Regions from separate parts of the Mus musculus genome. Here region 2 is linked to region 1. A link is a loop called in an ENCODE intact Hi-C map of the cell type or tissue named here. Cell type or tissue: heart. All regions are shown on one strand. Each heading gives the region's core, and the rest is flanking DNA. Links, peaks and the distances in the headings are about the cores only.

The links. A loop is a pair of places that touch in the nucleus more often than their neighbours do. Peaks named below come from ENCODE experiments on the same cell type or tissue, not always from the same donor. Only the 100,000 strongest peaks of a DNase experiment are listed, where the experiment ranks them.
Region 2: it touches region 1 in a loop (2.0-fold over the local background); 3 of 42 quality-filtered maps call a loop at or near these places.

Annotation. Positions count from the first base shown.
Region 1 is chr8:47,455,628-47,465,777 of GRCm38, reverse strand. No RefSeq gene overlaps it. Among named protein-coding and RNA genes, the nearest start is that of Gm22857, 20 kb to the right of the region's middle. In heart, for the core only: no CTCF peak of the experiment used is centred there; a DNase peak (open chromatin) is centred at 3,957; H3K27ac peaks cover 365 bases.
Region 2 is chr8:47,409,373-47,419,522 of GRCm38, reverse strand. It overlaps a transcript of Stox2 not described here. Among named protein-coding and RNA genes, the nearest start is that of Gm22857, 26 kb to the left of the region's middle. In heart, for the core only: CTCF peaks have their summits at 6,019 and 6,828; DNase peaks (open chromatin) are centred at 5,212, 5,772 and 6,882; H3K4me3 peaks cover 2,846 bases; H3K27ac peaks cover 1,668 bases; H3K27me3 peaks cover 5,583 bases.

The DNA of each region.
Region 1 (10,150 bases), core at 650-8,649:
ACAGAACCTCATTATCATGCCTGGGCCAGGCAGTGTTTTTGCAAAAAACTTTACTGCATATGTACACATTGGTTGTTTGTCCAATCTTATGCACGGTGGCCAGCAGTAGTCAGTGCCACTCAGCAACGGCACATGTGGCTTCCCACACCTCCAAGAGCCACTTACCAAAAATTCCAGCACCAGGCAGAGAAGCCCTCTTTTGAGTTGTTGGTCAGGGATGTCCAAGAGACTCCCAAAACATAGACTATTGCTGTTGTTCTTGGTTGCCCTCCAGAGATGGTGGTTTGAATGAAAATGGTCCCACAGGTCCACAGGGGGCGGCACTATTAGGAGGTGTGGCCTTGTCAAAGTCTATCACTTCGAGACAGACTTTGAGGTTTCAGAGTCTCTTCCTGCTGCCTGAAGACCCAGATGTAGAACTCTCAGCTCCTTCACCAGCACCATGTCTGCCTGCATGCTGCCATGCTTCTCACCATGATGACAATGGACTGAAACCCTAAATTTGTAAGTCATCCCCAATTAGTGTCCTTTTTGTTGTTGTTGGTGGTGGTTTTTTGTTTTTGTTTTTGTTTTTGAGACAGGATTTCTCTGTATAGCCCTGGTTGTCCTGGAATTCACTTTGTAGACCAGGCTGGCCTCGAACTCAGAAATCCACCTGCCTCTGCCTCCTGAGTGCTGGGATTAAAGGTAGTGTCCCTTTTTAAGAGTTTCTATGGTCATGGTGTTTCTTCACAGCAATAAAACCCTAACTAACACAAAAGGTGAGTCCCTATTGAAAACATCACGCACTTTAGACACAGGGCCTAGAGGCCACTGAGTTGGAAGTGACCTGAAAGCTTCCTTCCTGAAGACTAAACTTCATGGTACTAGAAGACACCACGTGAGCACCCAAAGGAAGAAAGTGATGAGAGTCCTACCCATCTGTGATGCTTAGACACCATAACAACAACCAGCATGGCCAGATAACCCCAAGGGTTTGTGCATTCCTTGACAGTAACCAACAGCTCTCTCACTGGACTTAAGAGGGAAGCCATACCTAGTAATAGAAACCTAGCCAACTACAGGGCTAGTTGTGGGAAAACTGCTAATTAAGGTCAAAGTCTACTGTTGACCAGATAGCCTGCTGAGGTTCGGCGTGTAATGGGGGACACCCCACTTTTAAAAAGATTAATTAATTAATTAATTTATTTATTTATTTTGGTTTTTCGAGACAGGGTTTCTCTGTATAGCCCTAGTTGTCTGGAACTCACCTTGTAGACCAGGCTGGCCTCGACCTCAGAAATCCGCCTGCCTCTGCCTCCCGAGTGCTGGGATTAAAGGCGTGCGCCACCACGCCCGGCTATTAATTTTATTTATGGGTACACTATAGCTGTCTTCAGATACATCAGAACAGGGTATAGGATCCTTGTTACAGCTGGTCGTGAGTCACCTTGTGGTTGCTGGGAATCGAACTCAGGACCTCTAGAATAACACTCAGTGCTCTTAACCCCTGAGCTATCTCTCTAGCCTGGGACTGCCTTTGTTAACAGAGTTTCTCCTTCTCTGACCTTGTCTGGAGTATTCTTAGCCCCCACACTTGCTTCTACTTGAGAAGTGTCACCTAGCCTCAATTAGTTTATAGAATCAATTTCCTTTCTCCTGACAAAACATGTTCAGCCATCACCCGAGATTCCTGAAATGCTTCCCCATGCTGACGAAGCCTCCCAGATACCCTAAGCCCCCAGCCAATGACCTTTACCCATCCTGGATGTTTCTACCATCAATCCCCCAAAACTTTATGAGCCTGCAGTCACCCTGAGTAACGTTGATTTGCCTACTGACAGGCGGCCCCGGTGTGGCCATTCACCAGGTGTACTCACAGGGCTTCCAACCCCCCTGTTTGAAGTCTCTGCTCCCACTGCCTTTGTGGACCAAATTGGCCGACAATCTGTGAGAGTGGGGACACCCACAGCTAGCTAAGTCATGGGTCTTGGAGGAGAACCTACAACACTTTGCTAAATCAGCATGATCCCTAACTACATTCTCTGTACTTGTCCTTATGCCCTAGGAAAGTGCAGTCCTCACTTTTCATCAAGGAAATATCTCTGCAGCAGATGGCGACCACTACACAAAGCCACAGCCACCAAGATGCAGAGTTGTAGAGCCCAGTGCCAGAACATGCTTGTACAGAACAGCTCCTGTGTTAAGGCTCAGGGACCATTGCAGAGGAGGGACCGCTGCGGAAAGACTGTAAGAGCCAGAGGAACTGGGAGCTTGCTGTGAGATTGTGTCTATAGGAATGCCAGAAGCTACGCACGTGTTGTCTCACCAACACGGCTGCCTAAAGCTCACGAGGCCGAGATGCACACACACACACACACACACACACACACACATGCACACACATGCATGCATGTAAAATTTAATAAAGAGAAGTGATAGGTTTGGAAGCGAGGAGAGGGATATCAAAGGAGGGAGGGGAGAGGAAGAGGGAAGTGATGAAATTATATTAAAATCTCAAAAATAATTTTTTAAAAAAAGAAACACAAGGAGTTAGCTGTGCTTCGAGCAGCTCAGAGATGTGCAAATATCTGTCCACCTTTCCCTCCCTCCCTCCCTGGGACCACTCTCTCAATAAAGTGTTAGTGTGCTTGCTTTGACATTGTTTCTGGTTTTCAGACCTGGGATAGGAAAGGCTTATTCCAGAATACCTTGAATTCTTTTCTCCATTTAAAAGCTTGTAAAAATTCTCTCCCTCTTCTCCCCCCTTCCATCCCTTCCTCTCCCCCTCTCTCCCCTCTCTCTCTTTTTAAAATGTGTATTAGTATTTTGCTTGCCTGCATGTCTGTCTCTGCATCACTTGCATCACGGGACCCATGGAAGACAGATATTTGTCTACCAGCTACTATGCGGGTGCTTGTCATCAAACTTGGACCCTCTGGAAGAGCAGCCAGTGTCATCTCTCCAGCCCCCTAAAATGTTCTTATTTATTTTTGTTGTATGAATGTTTTGCCTTCATGTCCCCCACATCTGTGCCTGCTGGGCATGGAAGTCAGAAGACAGCATCAGATTATAGGAGCTGTGAGCTGTCAGGTAGGGGCTGGGAAGAGAACCCAGGTCCTTTGTAAGAGCAACCAGTGCTCTTAACCCCCGAGCAGCCATCTTACCAGGCCCCTTTTGAGAGATTTGGACCTGGACCATTGTTTTCTTATTTTTATTATGTTATTTCTAAAAGCCATGGGTAGGTATAGTAGAAAATTTGGAAAAAGGAAGAAAAAAAACCCCAAAGATAATCAAAACAATTACTAAATGATAAAAACCTCGGGCATGCCAGAAAGTTCTCCTCTTCCTCCTCCTCTTCCTCCTCCTCTTCCTCCTCCTCTTCCTCTTCTTTTTTTAGAGTAAGCACATTTATTTGTATACTATTTCTTTCATGGCTTGTATTCTTTACAAAAGTTGGCTGTTAGTAGTTTGCTGGCTGGTTGTTGTGTTTTTGTTTTGCTGTGCTTCTCAGGTCTGAGGGGCTAGCCTATGCTAAGCAAGGTCTCCACGGCTCAATTATGTCTCCCACCCATGTGTGTTCATTTTCTGCCGTCTTTCCACAAAACAGCCAGATGTATTATTTCTAAACCCTCGCAGGCCCACAGTAGGCCATCTGTGGATTTGTACGTGGACCACTTACATGGAAATAAATATCATGTAAGTAAATAAATACGATGGGAATAAAAATAATATTAACACATAAGCAAGAGTCCCCAAGTGTAATCCTGGAAGCCGCTAGAGTTTCTCAGTATCCCCAACATGCTTTTTAAAATGTCTTGGTCTTTGGTAGATTTTTCTGAGCACACGTGACTACTGTTCCTCCTTTCACATTTGGTAGTGCTAATAATAATCTGCCGGGTGTGTTCTGAGAACAATAGGCATGGCAGGAGAGCTGATGAGGCACCGCTATAAATACACACTGGAATAAGAACTGTCAGGAAGCCCTCAGCACTGAGCGATGCTCGGCAGCTGGCAGGAAGACTGCTAAGACAGAGAATGCCCGTGTTGGCTGTGGAAGCAGCATCCAGCATCATCAGCACTTTGGGAGACTAATGTAGTTCCTAGTCCCACAGAGCGGTGGTGAGCCGACCTCGACTTTCCTACTTGTCGGTTGTTTGACCTTTGGGTGTTATTTGAATGCTATACTTTTCCTTATTCCTGGTGCTGAGAATCAGATTCAAGGACTTAAAATAAGAAAGCAGAGCTCTCCTTCTGGCATTGCTGGCCTGAGAATCAAAGGCCATTCCTGAAAGTGCTGTTTTTAAGGTCTCCACCCTAAGCTGCCTTGCGATTCTTATAGCCTGTCTTCATCACAATGGCTAGTTTTAAACTTCAAGGTTGCTTTATTTTGATTGTATGTGTATGAGAGTTTTACCCTGAATGTATTTACGTGCACCACTACACAAATACAGTGCCCACAGGCATCAGAGGAGGGCATTTGTTCCCCTAGAACTTGATTGTGAACCATTCTGTTGGTCCTAGGAATTCAACCCCCAGGGGTCTTCAGGAAGAGCAACCAGTGTTCTAACTGCTGAGCCATCTTGTCAGTCTGAGGACTAGCTTGGGGTGGCAAAGTCTGTTATCTAAAGTTTTCAGCAACTTTGTTTCGAAAGCTCTTGGTTAACTTTGGTACATAAACTTATCAACCTGAGGCTCTTACCAATCAGTGGCCAGTGGCAGCACCTGTTTTGGGAGGTGCCTCCCCGCCACCCCTTTCACTTTCCATTGCTGTGATAAACACTGTGCGGGACTCAAAATGCAGGGCGGAAAGTGTTTACTTCATCTTCAGCCTGTACACCAATTTGGCGGAGGCGTTTTTCTCAGTTGAGGTATCCCCTTCCCAGAAGACCCTTTGTGACAAGCTGACAAAACAAAACAAAACAAAAACAGACAAAACAAACAAAATGAAACAAAACAAAAGATACCAGAGAGTTTGCTTTGGTTCACTGTTTCAGACAGCTGATTTATCACCATAGTAACAGGCTTTCTGTGCCAAACGCGATCCTTCTCCCCCATTTTCCTCACCCCTTCTGCCTTTCCCCAGCTGCCTTTCTCCCTTCAACACCTCCCCACCCATATTCCCCTCAACAAGCTCTCCCTTCAATTTCATGTTTCTCATAACCCAGTAAGTCCAGTTAGCGCTACCCATATGTGTTTGGGTGTGGGGCCATCTACAGGAGCCTGGAGAATCTACCAGTGGCTACATCCTTAAAAAAGAATGATCCACGCCCCACCCCCACCCCCTCCCCCTGCAACTATCAGCTGCCAGCTGCTCCTCAGTCAGGGGTGAGGCCCAGGGGTCATCGTTCCCTCTCTGCCAGGATTTGGGTTGGCTTCATCTTGTGCAGATGTTGTGCAGGCAACCGTAGTGGCTGTAATAGCAATTTGTATCTTACATAGCTTTCACATGATCCTCTTATGAAGTAGAACAGAAAACAGAGGTCTTCAAGAATCAGATGCTTTGCCCATTCATAGTTGATAAGTGTGAGAAGGTAAAGCTAGAGTTTGAATCATTTCCTAATTCAGATCTAGTGATCTGCATAAAAAATATAAATTCATTCGTAAGAAAATGCTTCCTGATGGCTCAGAGGTTAAGAGCACCCACTGCTCTTCCAGAGGTCCGGAGTTCAATTCCCAGCAACCACATGGTGGCTCACAACCATCTGTAATGGGCACCCAAAGCTGTCTTCTGCTGTGACTGAAGATAGTGACAGTGTACCCACATATACGAAATAAAAATGGCCAGAGCAAGCAGGGCCAGGGGTTGGGGGGGGGGGAGGGGAAGAAAAAGAGAAAATGCTTCCTGTGAACTAATAAGTTGTCAAAATTGAAGGCAACATTTAGATTTTCTTTTTCAGGATAGGGTTTTTCTGTATTCCTGGATGTCCTGGAACTCACTCTGTAGACCAGGCTGGCCTTGAACTCACAGAGCTCTACCTACCTTTGCTGGGATTAAAGGTGTGCACTACCACCACCCAGCTTTGAAAACAGTGACTAGATTTTAGCGTCGTATGAATTAAATATTCAGATATGTGGTTGAGCCACTGCGTTATCCTTGCACTGGAATAATCTCTCTCTCTCTCTCCCTCCCTCCCCCCCCCCTCTCTTTCGTGTTGTTCTTCATGTCAGTGTCACCTTATTTTCCTGGGCACTCAACTAGAGAGAAGGGGGAAGAGTGTCCAGGCTAGTATGCCAGGAAGTCATCTTTCCCTTTTCTCTGCCCTCCACACACATTCCTTCCTGTTCACTGGTGTTTGAAATTCCATAATTTATTGTTTTGGCTTAAAGCCAGAAGAAGGAATGCTAAGTCAGTTTTGCTTGGCTTGTGCCTGGCACAATCTTGTTTATATTCTCGTCAGTCTCAAACCTTGCACCTTCTTATAAATGAAAGGAACTGAAGCTTAGAGAAATTTAGTAATTTTTTTTTTCTGGGTCGCAAAATAGCCGGAAGGGGTTATAAGAAAGCCAAGTTGGATTGACTCCAGAGCTGTGATTTATCTATTACTAAAGGCTAATATTTATGTGAACCTGGCATTTTATCAGATTTGTATCTGAACTCATACTTATTCTCAGTGTAAACGAGTGTAGCCTGATGAAAGCATTCCACCCTATGACGTCCTGTCTGCTCGTTGTCTCGCATCCTGCAAGAAGACTTTACTCTACCTGTGGTCTTTGACTCCAAAGTCTGCTTTTCCCAAGAAAGTTGGTACCATACCACAGACTAGAATAATCGGGAAAATGGAAGAGCCATCTCTAACTCCAACTCCAGTAGCCAATGACTGATGGGAATGTGTGTAAAAATCAAAGTTCCTAGTAACTGTATCACGTGACTCACAACCATTAGTAACCCCAGTTTCAAGTGATCCAGTGTACAGCGTGGTTCCGACGCTCTGATCCGGAGGGAATGAATCCTGAATGTTCCCCAATTGGTTCTTGATCAATCAATAAAGATGTTAGCGGCCAATGGTTGGCCAGAAGAGGCGGAACTTCCAGGTTCCCGCAGACAGGCTAGCAGCTTCAGGAGGAGGAAAGGAGAGCCACCAGCCATGTGAGATCTTGAGTGGAGTGGCCATTGGCCGCTTCCCTGGCTGGGCCTGGGGTAGCAGGTGGGAGATTAGAAACGCAACTAAGCTGAGGGCAGATTTAGGGTGCTGAACAGGAGAAGGTAACGGGGGAACTAAAGTTGAGGGCAGATAGTGGTGTTGAGCTGAGACTGTAAAGAAAAGCACGCTAGCCGAGGAAAGCTTACAAGAATCCAGCCATTGAGCTAAAGGCCTATTAAAAATAAGCTAATGTGCCGGGCAGTGGTGGCGCACACCTTTAATCCCAGCACTTGGGAGGCAGAGGCAGGTGGATTTCTGAGTTTGAGGCCAGCCTGGTCTACAGAGTGAGTTCCAGGACAGCCAGAGCTACACAGAAAAACCCTGTCTCGAAAAACCAAAAAAAAAAAAAAAAAAAAAAAAAAAGCTAACGTGTGTGTGTGTGTTTCACCCGCAGATCCAAGGGAACCTGGGCAAAGTAGACACACACACAAATAGAATATAAATCGTTTAAATATAAATAAATACAAATAATTTTTTCTTTCCCCCTTTTCCTCTCTCTCTGTCTCTCTCTTTGATAGGATTTCTCTACCTCTACCTCTGGCAGTCCTGGAACTTGCCATGTAGACCAGGCTAGCCTCAAACTCATAGAGATCTAGCTGCCTCAGCCTCCACAGTGCTGGGATTCAAGGTATACACAACCATGCCTGTCTATAAATAATAAACAAATAGTAAACTTATTGATTGTATTAGTATATATATATATATTGTTTATTATAATAAATATGTATATTAGCAGAAAATTGTGTTAAAGTGAATTTCTGTATGATTTATTTTCAATAAATGTTTAATTTGTATTATCTGTTTACCTGGGGCCATATAAAAATTTTTTAGGTAAAAAAGACATGGAAATGTGTAAGAAGCTCAAGTTAGGTCATCCATGGGAGCTTTAAAATAGATGTTCTGGGGCTGGAGAGATGGCTCAGTGGTTAAGAACACCGACTACTATTCCAGAAGTCCTAAGTTCAATCCCCAACAACCACATGGTAGTTCACAACCATCTGTAGTGGAATTCCATGTCCGTTTCTGGTGTGTCTGAAGACAGTGACCATGTACTCAAATATATAAAATAAATAAATTTTCTTTTAAAAAATGAATATTCTGGAATTGATACTAATCACAAAATTTAAGGTAGCTTAACTGTTGAAATCCCAGTGAAACTGAAGATCAATGAAGAGAAATCAGACTAAAACAAACACAGAAAAAAAAAGATTTAAAAAAAAAAGAAAGAGAAAAAGAAGCAGCTTGTCTGGGTATGGTAGGAGATTCCTACAACCCTAGTACTTGGGAAGTAGGGGCAGGAAAACGAAGAGTTTAAGGTTATTATCAGCTATGTAGTGAGTTCAAGGCCATCCTGGGCTCCTTTTGACCCAACTCAAACAACAATAATAACAAAATACCTCAGTAGCTGTAAGCAGTGCCTAATAGGCTAGAGTCTCAGAACAGGAAAGAGAATGTGTGTAGTAGGCTGTAAATTTAAAGAGAAACCACAAAACCTGTTTCAGTTGAACCACTTAAAGAAGCTTACAAAGTCTCAACCAGGATTCATGCAAAGAAAAATAGAATCCTGGACTCACAGGGGCTAACAGAGCATGAACGACCAACCAGAGAGCATGCAGGAGCTGGACCTAGGTTCCATAAAATATATATATAATACACACACACACATATATATAGGTATATATGTATATATATATATATATATATATGTACATATATATATACATATGAATATGAATATGTATATGTACATATAGCAGATATGCAACTTGGTCTTCACTGGGGACTCCTAACAACTGGAGCTGAGTTTGTCTTTGTCTCTGTTACCTGACTTCGGACCTTTTCCTCTAACTGGATAGCCTTGTCTAGGCTCAATAGGAGAAGATACACTTAGTCCTGCTGCAATCTGATATGCCAAGGCAGGTTGATATCCTTGGGAGGGCTCCTCTTGTCTGAGGGAAAAAGGAGAGAGGGATGTGGGAGCTGAGAGGAGGGGAGATGGAGAAACTAGGAGGAAAGGTGGGGGAGCTTCAGTAAGAATGTAAAGTTAATTAATTAATAAAAAAAGGAAAAAAGAAAACCACTATTAGGCAAAGCACTGAAAAATTACCCAAACATGTTATAAATCAACCAAGAGAAAAGGTACATTAGCTATCAGAAACAAGAAAATAATAGGAAAAGAAAACTCTTTAAAATGCATACAAAAGGAAAAAAGAAAATCTGTCAGCTTAGAATTATAAAACAATGGTAAGGAGTCCTACATTATCCAAAATGATGCTCATAGATCTAAGTCAGTGGAAGCCTGGTGTGGTGGCTTGAATGAGAATGGCCCCCATTGGCTCATATGTTTGAGTGCTTGGTCCCTAGCTGGTGGAACTGTTTGGGAAGGATTAGGAGGTGTGGTCTTGTTTGGAGGAGGTGTGTCACTGGAGCTGGCCTTTGAGGTTTCAGGAGGGTTTCATGGATTCGTGATATACTCTGTTTCTGTTTCCTGCAATAATTGTGGATCAAAATGTGAGCTCTTAGCTACTGCCCCAATGCCATGCCTGCCTGCAAGCTGCCAGGTTCCCCACCCAGGATGGTCATGAACTCTGTCCCTCTGGAGCTGTGACTCCTGAGTTCAATGCTTTCTTTTATAAGCTGATTTGGTCATTGGCATTTTAGCACAACAATAGATAAGCAATTAAGACACCTGGGTCCGGATAATTGAAGCTTCCCAGTGTGATCTGTGGGCAGTTGAGTTTAAGTCCAGAGCCAGTCTCTGAGGTCAGCTCTTGACTAAATTCTTAGTTGCCTGGACTTTTATATTTTCTCCCTGCCTCCCTTTCTCAGTTGTAAAATGAGGAGGATAATAACATTTACTTGACATGGTTCTTACAGAGAGATTAGTGCAATGTTTAATTTCCAGCCGTCTGGGGATTTCCCAGCGATCTTTCAGGTTAAAATACCCGAAACAGCCAAATATCTGCAGTTCCTGAAGTTTTTTGAATACTAACATAGTGCTGAAATGAAAAACTCCACACTGTAAA
Region 2 (10,150 bases), core at 2,151-10,150, 48 kb after region 1:
GTGTGGGCTGGGACTGAGTAAGCTCCTTGCTGGAAAAGATTGATCTTGGGATGGTCCAGTGTGAACAGCAATCATTTAAGAAAGTTCTGGAAGGGAGTCGGTTACGAGAAAGAAAATGTGTCCAGAGGACCTTTGAGATTCCTTCTTTCCTATGATAATAGATTTTTTTAAAGCAAAGCAAGATGTGGTAATGTTCAGAATCAGAATCCACTCATCTAGTAGTAGATTATTTTGTTCAGTGGAGGGACAAAGCTAAGTATTTGCAACACAGTTCATGCTACCAGGGGCAGAGAGGACTTCCAGAGGGTCAGGACCCAAGGCCTTGCTAACAGTCACATGAGTGGCCTGGAGGTAAACCCATATCCAAGTGAGCTCTCAGATGGGACCACAGCCCTGGCTTAAATGGAACTTCCCCAGAGATGCTGAGCCAACGCATTCAGGCGGGCCAAGCCTTGATTCCTGACCAACCAAAAATGAGAGATGATAAGTGTCTGCTGTTTAAGCTCAGAAGGTTGAAGGTAATGTGTCACATAATAACAGGTAACTAACACAACTTATTCATGTGGCACTGTTGAAGAATCTTTGTGGAGAGTGCCTGCCAGTAGTTAGTCAGCTATGGTGTGGGATGGAACAAGATTGTAGGTTTAGGTTCTAGCATTATAGCCTCACTGCTGGGCAATTCAGACAAATGATTTACATTCTGTGTGCCTCAGACTCCTTAACATAATAGGAATGGTCAGTAGCTACCTCAAAAGACAGTTACAAGAATGAAGGGCCTTGACATGCCCTTAATTGCTGGAATAAATTTTACTATTTCTTAGGGGTTGTTACTGAAGTCTATTAACAACATCAGGATCAAGATGTAAAAGAGAATGTGGATTAGACTCACCCGGACCTTAAGGGCTGAGCCATCTGTTTTGGAAGGAGGATTCCTCTCTGAAGACTTGGGGCCGGATAAGCCAAGGTTGAGTGAGTGTTAGTCCTGACTGAAGCATGGCGTGCAGACCTCAGGGCCAATAGAAACTGCAGGATGTAGGAACTCTTCTTTGTTTTTCAAAGAGCAAACTCAGCTTTTAACAATCATCTATTTTAAAGGATGGTCCTTTGAGCAGTCTAGAAAACGGCTGTTTTGTTGCTGTTCTGGGATAATCATTCAAACAGGTCATTTAGTCACACACATTCATACCAGCCTACATTTGGATAGGAGGTATTCGAAATTGGGTTCCAAAAGGAAATGTCTGGTTGAGAACAGGAAGGCAATATGCATTGAAAGTAGTATTTATTTTCCCAGGCACTGCCTTTACAATGGGGGTTAAAATATTTTTGCTCAAAACCCACTCATGGAAAAGCAACACAGTGGCATAGGACTTTAATCCTAGTCCTTGAGAGGCAGAAGCAGGGAGACCCCGTGAGTTCGAGGCTAGCATGGTCTACATATCAAGTGCATGGCCTGGAACAAATCAAAATATCCTCCTTTAAAAAACATAACCCACCAATGAACAATAGCAACAACACCAAAAAGAAAATAAACTTTCTATGGCTAGTGTCCAAGCCTGGGCACACTGTCCAAGTGTCAAGTGTCTGGGCACAAACATGGCTGCTTTAAGGCAAGGTGACCAACAGTGGTTAGGGTTTTGGTTTTTTTTTTTTGTTTTGTTTTGTTTGTTTGTTTGTTTGTTTGTTTGTTTTTGTCAACTTGGCCAAAGTCAGGGACATTTGGGAAGAGGACTCTCCCTTGGGAAAACTCTTCCATCAGAGTGACCCTTAGGCAATTCCTGATCCATGATCGATGTGGGAGGGTACCACCAAGGACTGCTGTTCCTAGGTTGTATGGAAAAGCAAACAGGCACGGACAGCAGGGCCGTATGCAGCCCTCCCTCACGGTCTCTGCTTCAGTTCCTGCCTCCAGGTTTCTGCCCTGAATTCCTGCTCTGGCTTCCTTTCATGATGGACTACAAGAGAAAAATTAAACTCTTTTTCTCCCCAAGTTGCTTTGAGTCCTGGTCTTTATTACAGCAATAGAAAGCAAAGTAGGAGAAAGGTCGAAATCACAGAACATGGCTGGCTTTGGCACCTGGACACGCTAAGATTTGGAAAGACTTGAGAGATACTCAAGATGCTGTGAGCAGCTTCTAAGGGGTCTTATGACTAAGGATCAGGACAGAGGGACACCCTACCCAGGCCTATGGGGTCTTCCCCTAATAGTTTGGAAGTATTCAGGTGGAAAAAACTGATCTCAGGATGGTCCAGGGTGCACAGCAGTCATTTAAGAAAGTTCTGGAAGGGAGTCAGTTGCCAGAAGGAAAATGTGTCCAGGGGAGCTTTAAAACCCCTTCTCTTCTATGATAATAGACTTTTAAAGCAAAGCAAGATGTGATAATGTTCAGAATCGGCATCCACGCCCCTAGTAGTAGATGATTTTGTTCAGTGGAGGGGAGAAGCGAAGCGTCGCAATACAGTCATATTCTGGGCTTTGTGAGAAGCAGGTAGTATGTGCACGGCAACATTAAGAGTAATTATATCCGCACGTGTAGGACTAGAGAGGTGGGGGATGGGTGTTCTGCTGCCTCCCCAGTGGGTGTCAGGCACGTTACCCCATTATCCCTCTTCTTGTAATAGTTCTTTACTTCAGAGAGGTTGCCTGCTTCAGATCCCACATCCGTGCAATCAGACCCTGCATCCGTCTTAGGCCCCACTCCATACTGACTATTTGAATGAACAGAGGGACCCCTCCCCCACGCCTACTGTTGCTGTATGGACCAACGAGGGTGTCATCGCATGGAGCAGGGAGTGCAGTGTCTTGAGAGGTAGACTAGTCAAAGACAAATGCCATCTCAATAGCAATGAGCATAGTTGGTAGCCAGATGTTGGTTCCTGAGTAGCATTCTACATTAAAAAGAAGCAGCACTCCATGGAAAAGTGGCCTGGTCCTTTGGTTGGAGCAAAAAAGATCCTGCAATATCTTGACATGTCAGAAAGTAAGGAAGTACTCAGAGAATGATAGGCTCAATACAAGGGCCCTGGAGCCAGCCAGCTTTACAGCATCCTATGGGTCTTGCTTTGTGCAGAGCATGCGCTATACATTATGAGAGTCACGTCTTATAATCTACTGAGTAAGAATGCGCAGTCCCTGTGGCTACAAACTGAAGAGGAGAAAGGGAAGTAGAACATTGGGATGCTGGCACAGACCTACACTGCCAGACCTTAGCAATCATCGCCATTAACTAAGCCAGGATCAATAATAGGCCAAGTTCCGTGCTGAGGAACAGCACCGTGATACTTACACGCTCTCAGAGGGTCTTTCAAAGAGATTCTTCTTGAGAAGCTGGGCCCGGTGCTCAGTAGTTGCTGCTCCTGCAGAGGACCTGAGCTCAGCTCTCAGCGTTCACAGGCTCACAGCCATTTATAACTCTAGTTGTAGGGGGTCTGACACGTTTTACTGGTCTCTGTGTCACTAGGCATTCATCTGACGAGTGTACATACACGCAGGCCAGTATGCACACACATAAAATAGGTCAATCTTTCTGTTTGTTCTTTTTGGTTTTTCCAGATAGGGTTTCTCTGTGTAGGCTTGGCTGTCCTAGAACTTGATTTGTAGACCAGGCTTGCCTCAAACTTACAGAGATCCACTGGCCTGGATCTCCTGGAGAATGCTGGAATTAAAGGCATGCACCAGTGCTATCCAGAAAGCAGATCTCTCCCCCTCCCTCTCCCCCTCTCCCACTCTCCCCCTCCTTCTCCCCCTCCCTCCCCCTCCCCCTCTCTCTTTCTTCCTTTCTGCTTTTAAAAAGATACTTCACATGTTGCAGAGATGTGGGCTGCTCTTGCAAAGGCCCAGAGTTTGACTCCCAGAGTTCATGTTAGGCAACTCATAGCTGCCTGTTAACTCAAGCTCCAGGGAATCTGAAGCCATTTTTCTGGTGTCTGTGGGTACCCACATGTATGTGTACATACCCACATACCGACACTCATACTTACACGTGCTTAAAAATAATTCTGAAGAAGATACTTGCTAATTACAAAGAATAAAATAGCAACAGTGGAGAGATTTTTAAAAGTTAGAAAAAGAAATTGGGTGTTTGTAGAGATAATAGAATTTTAATGATTTCAGAATCTGGTTGAAGATATGTTGTTGGATTTTTGTTTTTGTTTTTTTTTTTTGTACAATTCTTGCAGCTTAGTTTTAAACCATGCAAAAAGAATAATAAAGGCAGAAATGTTAAGCAAAAATAGAGTTGCAAGTGTGCCTTCTGTCTTGTGTTTTCCAGCTGCCATTACCCAGACCCAGGCCCAGAGAGCAGAGTGAAGAGGAGAGCAAATTGAAGCTTAGAGATGAACATTACCATCCAGGCAAGAAAATAACAGGTCTCACTAGGCAGTGGGCGCCGGGAAACTCCAAACTCCGAGGGGAGAATGTGGAGTCCCAGCTGTGGTCCCTGGATGGATGGCTCTGTGATGGAGCACCTGGAGCCTGTGAACCCTGCTGAATGCAAACACAGTCAGACCTACCCCCTTGCTGGAGTCTTCTCAGGCAAGCAGTAAGGGAGGCGGGATGCGACTCCCATTATACACGTGGGAAACCAGGGTTCAGTGAGGTTTCCAAGGTCGTCCTTCAGTTAGACTAAAGCATCTGACTTTTGTGATTTTTAAATTCTCAGAAGCCCCCAGAGAACAGTTTAGCTGCCCCGGCCCCATCACCTGAGTGTTTTTTCTAAGTCAGTGTTTTTTTTTTTTAAAGAGGATGGCCCAGAACCCGCAACAGCAGTGCCTAGATATTTCTTAGAAATTACTAATAAAGAGACAACGTGATGGCTCAGTAGATAAAGCTTACTGCCAAGCCTGTCTATCACCTGAGTTTGGTTCTCCAGACCTGTGTGGAGAGCATAAACTGTCTTCTGATATCTCCTGACTTCCACTTTCCTGCACATTCACACAAAATAAGTACATGGGATTATTTTCTTTCTAATGACAAACGAGTTAGATGCCTCTCTCTATACTAACTCAATCATTTGAGATAGAACCTAGGAGTGGTGCCCAATTATCTATTAAAAAACACTTCTCTCTCTCTCTCTCTCTCTCTCTCTCTCTCTCTCTCTCTCTCTGTGTGTGTGTGTGTGTGTGTGTGTGTGCGCGCGCGCGCGCCTCTCAAAGTCAGTCCTCTTCTCTCACCACGTGGGTTCATGGGATCATACTCAAATACCCAGGCTTGGCAGCAAACGCCTTTATCTGCTGAGCCATCTCATGACCACAATCAAGTGTTCCTGGTGATCTTGAGGCAAACTCAACTACACCCTGAGCTTCTTATGTCTCTTTAGAGCTTCTATGCAAATCAGAACTTCGCACAGAAACAAGGTTAAAGTTTTTCAGAAGGCATAATAATCTCTGTCTCCACTGCACAGCTAACCTCGGGAATTGTTGGGTGTCTTCCAGGATAGGGTCGCGTACAGGCTGGAGACAGAAGAGGGTCCACTGGAGTTGGAGGAGGGACTGATGACAATTTTTCGTGCTTGACTAGGCTTTTTAAAAAGCTACTTCTTAGGGTACATTAACCAGCCAGCGAAACCACTTGTTTCTGAGGGGAGGTGGGAGGTGGGGGCGGGGGTGGAGCGTGGGGCGGAGCGACATTTCGCTGCTCCGGAATCGGTGCCTTCTCAGTGGCGCCGCGCGTCCCCCTCCCCCCTCCGGATCTGCCCGGAGCTGGGCGCTTAAACTCAACTCTCCCTGCCAACACCGCCACCTTCACGGTCTCCGGTACCGGCCTTCTTGGAATTCCTCAGGCCGGGTCCCGCCGAGGGAATTCCCCGGATCGCGGCGAACTGCCCGCCCCCTCGGCACCCTTTCCTCCGGCTCTCCGCCCCCGCTGGAGCTGCGGGCTGCCAAGGAAGGCTAGGGTGCCACGGCTGGAAAATGAGCTGTGCCCGGAGGGTGGCCGAGGGCTGCAGGTAACTGGCGCGGGACCTCGGGGGGCAGCAGGCTCTGCGTCGGTGTCCCTTCCCGGCACTACCGCGAGGCGACCTGCTGCGCCCTCCCGCGGGCTGCGCCTTGGGGCTCCCGGGCTCCCGCGGGGCAGGACGGGCGGGGAAGGGTGCGGACCCCCCGCCCCCAACGTCAGGCAAGACTCTGACTCTCCACAGCCACTGTCCGGTGCCGGTTCCTTCCAGCAGCCCGCAGAGGCGGCACCGGTGAGTGCAGTCTGCGCGACCGATGCCTGGTTAAGATGGAGAAGTTTCTGCAGATCGCGCCGCACTCTCTGGCCATCGTCCTGGGCCCGGCCGACAGCTCCGCAGAGGAGAAGCCCGGGACGGTTCAGCCCTCGCCCCCGGTTCCCACCCAACCCCGGCAGCTCGCCCGACACCACATCGGGTACGAGATCTTCGCAGATTTCAAAGCGGAGAACATGCAACACTTCTGGAACAAGAAGGTCACAGCCGCGGTGGCCGAGACTTTTTTCCTAGGCTGGATCGACGAGCAGGTCTTGCTGATCCAGGGCAAGGAGGAGCATCTAGAGGCGCTGCGGGAGGGCTGGACACGCAGGGCTCTGCGACCCCCCTCTGGCTTCCAGATCCGCTGCTTGGGTGAGTGCCGCCGCTCCGTCGGGCTGCGGGGTCCCTGCCCTATCCCCTATCCCCGGCTCCGGAGGGCGCTGAGCCTGCGCTTAGGCCGAGTTCCCGGGGCCCCAGGATTCTCGCGCGCATCTCGGTCTGGGAAGGGGTCCGCGGCGCTTCGGGAGCGCGGAATCGGGGGACTTTAGGGCACTTGGAACGTGGACTGCTCCTTGCACCACGCGCGTCAGGGGCGGCCAGGGGAGCCTCCTGGCGGCGTCGGTGGCGCGCCTTACGGGGCGGCGCCTGGGGCTGGCCAGGTAGGCGGCGCGGAGTTCTAGGGTGCACACGGGTCGGGGCTACGGATGTCAGCTTTTCCACGCCTCGCGGGCGTGGGGAGTGCGGGCCAAGCCGAGGGAGGGCGCGGAGAGTCGGGATTCCAGTGGTACCAGGTGTGCGTGGCCGGCCCTTCACAAGCGCCTCGGTCCCAAGGACATCCTTTTCCAGGGTGGCGACCTCGTGGGGCACGTCGTTTGGCTCAGGTGTGTTGGCGCCGTTCTCACTCTCCCGCATTTCCGTACAAGACAAAAGGTATAGTTCTTTGCTTGTGGAGAACTTCCAAACAGTACTGTGTGATTGAAGGTGGAGAAAAAAAGACAACTGAGAGGAGCTAGGGAAAACGTTTGATCTTTTAGTTTGTTGGTGGCGAAGGAGAAAAGAAAATACTGAGCAGAATAGCTGAAGAGGGGTTTTCGTGGCTGTAACTCAGGGTTGTATTGACTTGTATTTTTATTGCAATCCTACTTAATATGTTTTTCTTAATCCCGGGCAACCTGGCGCTTAGAAAACTTTAGTTTTGGACGACGGGCCCGGTGGCTAAGAGCAAATATAGCACATAGCGATGTTTTATGAAACGATCCGATAAAGAAAGCATTCTTTCTAGTTCCAGGGCTTAAACATTCTTTTATGACATTTTGGGAAGAGGTCAAAAGTTCAAACTGTAGAAGCCCGTAAAGCGACCTTCTGTGGTCCCCGCGGCCCCCCTGAAGGATTAGCTTTTACCTACTAATGTGTTTTCTATGCGGATGGTAAACAGATAGCATTTTTATTTTGCTGTATTTTGTCTTTTTTTTTTCTTTTTCGTAGCAGAGATTTGTTTTTGTGAAAGTTCCTTTGAATGGACCAGACAAACATCTAGTGAAAGCTTGTTTCTTATTGTCTCAAAGACCGATCTTGATTCTACCCCTCCCCCCACCCCCCCACCCCGACGCCCCGCATCTCCCTAGTTCAGCCCCTGTAATTAAGCTGCCTGCATTACTAAAGGGGCCGAGATGAACGCCTCTGAGGGTTGGTCTGCCTTTACTTCTTTTACAGTGCAGGACTTGAACATTTGGAGGCGAATCGTCATCCTTAAGTTTGTGCACACATCGTCAAGACCTTTTCTACAGTATTTTGTTAGTTTCCTTTGAAACTCGATCTCAGGCTGCTTTTGTGTTTGGATTTGGAGTTTTCATCTATGTACTTTATAGTCTAATGTACCCCTTGTAAAACTGAAAAGTTTGACAATGGCCTCCTTACTCGTTTCATCTGGAGGCCGTTGCACGCCCACCAAATTTGGGGATAGGATCTAAGGAACAGCAACATAGTTTCATTTGAAAACATTTCGGTATGTTCATTTTTTTAAAAAATGTTATTTTATGAGTCTTTATAAATAGATTGCAATGAGTGATCTGTCATATTCACCAGAGAGAAGCATTTTGACAAATGTGAAAGGTTCCAAACCCATTGCTGAAGTTGCTTGATTATTGCCGTTATTATGAATATTGCCTGTTGCAGGCTGACCTTCTCCTGATAGGAGTCTGCTTTGGCTACTGCAGGATTAGGCTCAGCCCTTAACTTAGGGTCTTGGGTTGGAGGAAGATGCTTCATCTTAAAACCCTGAGGCATCAGATAAAAGAGCTGGGGCTGGGGAGTTGGGGGTGGTACCTGCTGATATGCAGGTGGCAACTGCCTTTTGAACCCCCTTGGGGGGTCAAGATGTCTGCTGGTGCTTGCTTCACTTTCTCCCCACTAATGGTGGTTCTAATGATGGGTTGTTAGAGAGATTAGGATGTGTTATAAAATTCTCCAACGGGAATGTCAATGCCTGTGGCAGGCCCCCTCTTTTCTCGGAGGTACTGGGGACTGGCTCACTGCCTTTCATTCTGAAACACAATGTTACTACTGGTGACAAATCAAAAGAAAGAAAGAATCACACCATAAGCGGTGAAATCTGATTTTGAAAAATGAGATTGACGTTTTAGCATGCCCTCGGACTCAATCTATGTACAAGAGCAGGAAGCAAACACCGGCTTTGATACTTTTTAGTAATCTGGGTTTTTTTTTTTTTTTTTGGTTTATATTTTAATGTTACTACATATCTTTTAGTAAGTCTTCCAACTGATCTTCTATTTTGCACTTAAGCATGTGGTCAGATACCTTCATTCTCTTTTGTGATCTCAGTTAATGACTTCATGTGGGTCAGCCACAGAACCAGAGACACCAGTGAGCACTGCAGAGAGCATGATATTCCTACTTGCTGAACATGAACATGAACCAGGCGGGGCTCCGAAATAACCGACAGCCAATTGTTAGCTCACGGTTTATTATTCTTGCAGTAATAATGACATTCACACAAGGGATCATTTTCTAGATGGTTCCTTAGATCCCACCAGGGACAGTGAACTTGTAGTGAACTTGTTCTCTCAGATTCTCCCAGTGAAGAAGAGAAAAGAAGGCTTTGTTGCCAGTCTCAGATGCACATCTCCTGGGCCAGTGCCCCTACGCCATCCTGGACGAGAGGCTGCATAGACAGTACCTAGAAACTTTTGTCTTGTTCTGCCCTTCATATTTTACTTCATAGCTTACTGGGAAGTGGGAAACATCTACATTGGAAAATGCAAGCGTTTCAGTGTCTGTAATCCCCAAAGTATACGGTTCTAACCAGCTGTAAAATTTTCCGGTGAGGGTTGGACGCCCAAGTGGTGATTACAGGATCAACCAAAAAGGAGGGAATTAAATAACTCAAAGGACACGAAGTTTCAATTTGGCATATTCAAATCCACCACTTAGAAATATTCTTTGAAATACCCTATGGTATGCAAATTGAATCCAAGGGTCATTTTTTAATCTCTAGGGTACCCCCAAAGGAGACTTAAACGTGTATGCAAGAAACTAGTTATTATTTTTAACTGACTCTGAATTTCGAACATGCATAACACGTTTTAAAATTGTCCTGTAAAACACTTTACCTTAAGTCCCGTACATGTTCGTTGGGGTTTTCCAATGCCGATCTCTTGTCACTTCCTGAAGATACAAGGGCTGATAAGGCATGCGGTTTGGGGGTTGGGGTTCCGACTGGAGGCGCTGGGCAGTCAGTTTGGGGGCTGGGGTGCAGACTGGAGGCTCTGGGCAGTCAGTTTGGGGGCTGGGGTGCAGACTGGAGGCGCTGAGCCATCAGTTTGGGGGCTGGGGTTCCGACGGGAGGCGCTGGGCAGTCAGTTTGGGGGCTGGGGTGCCGACTGGAGGCGCTGAGCAGTCTGGGTGCTTCCTGAGCTTTTTGTTGTGTG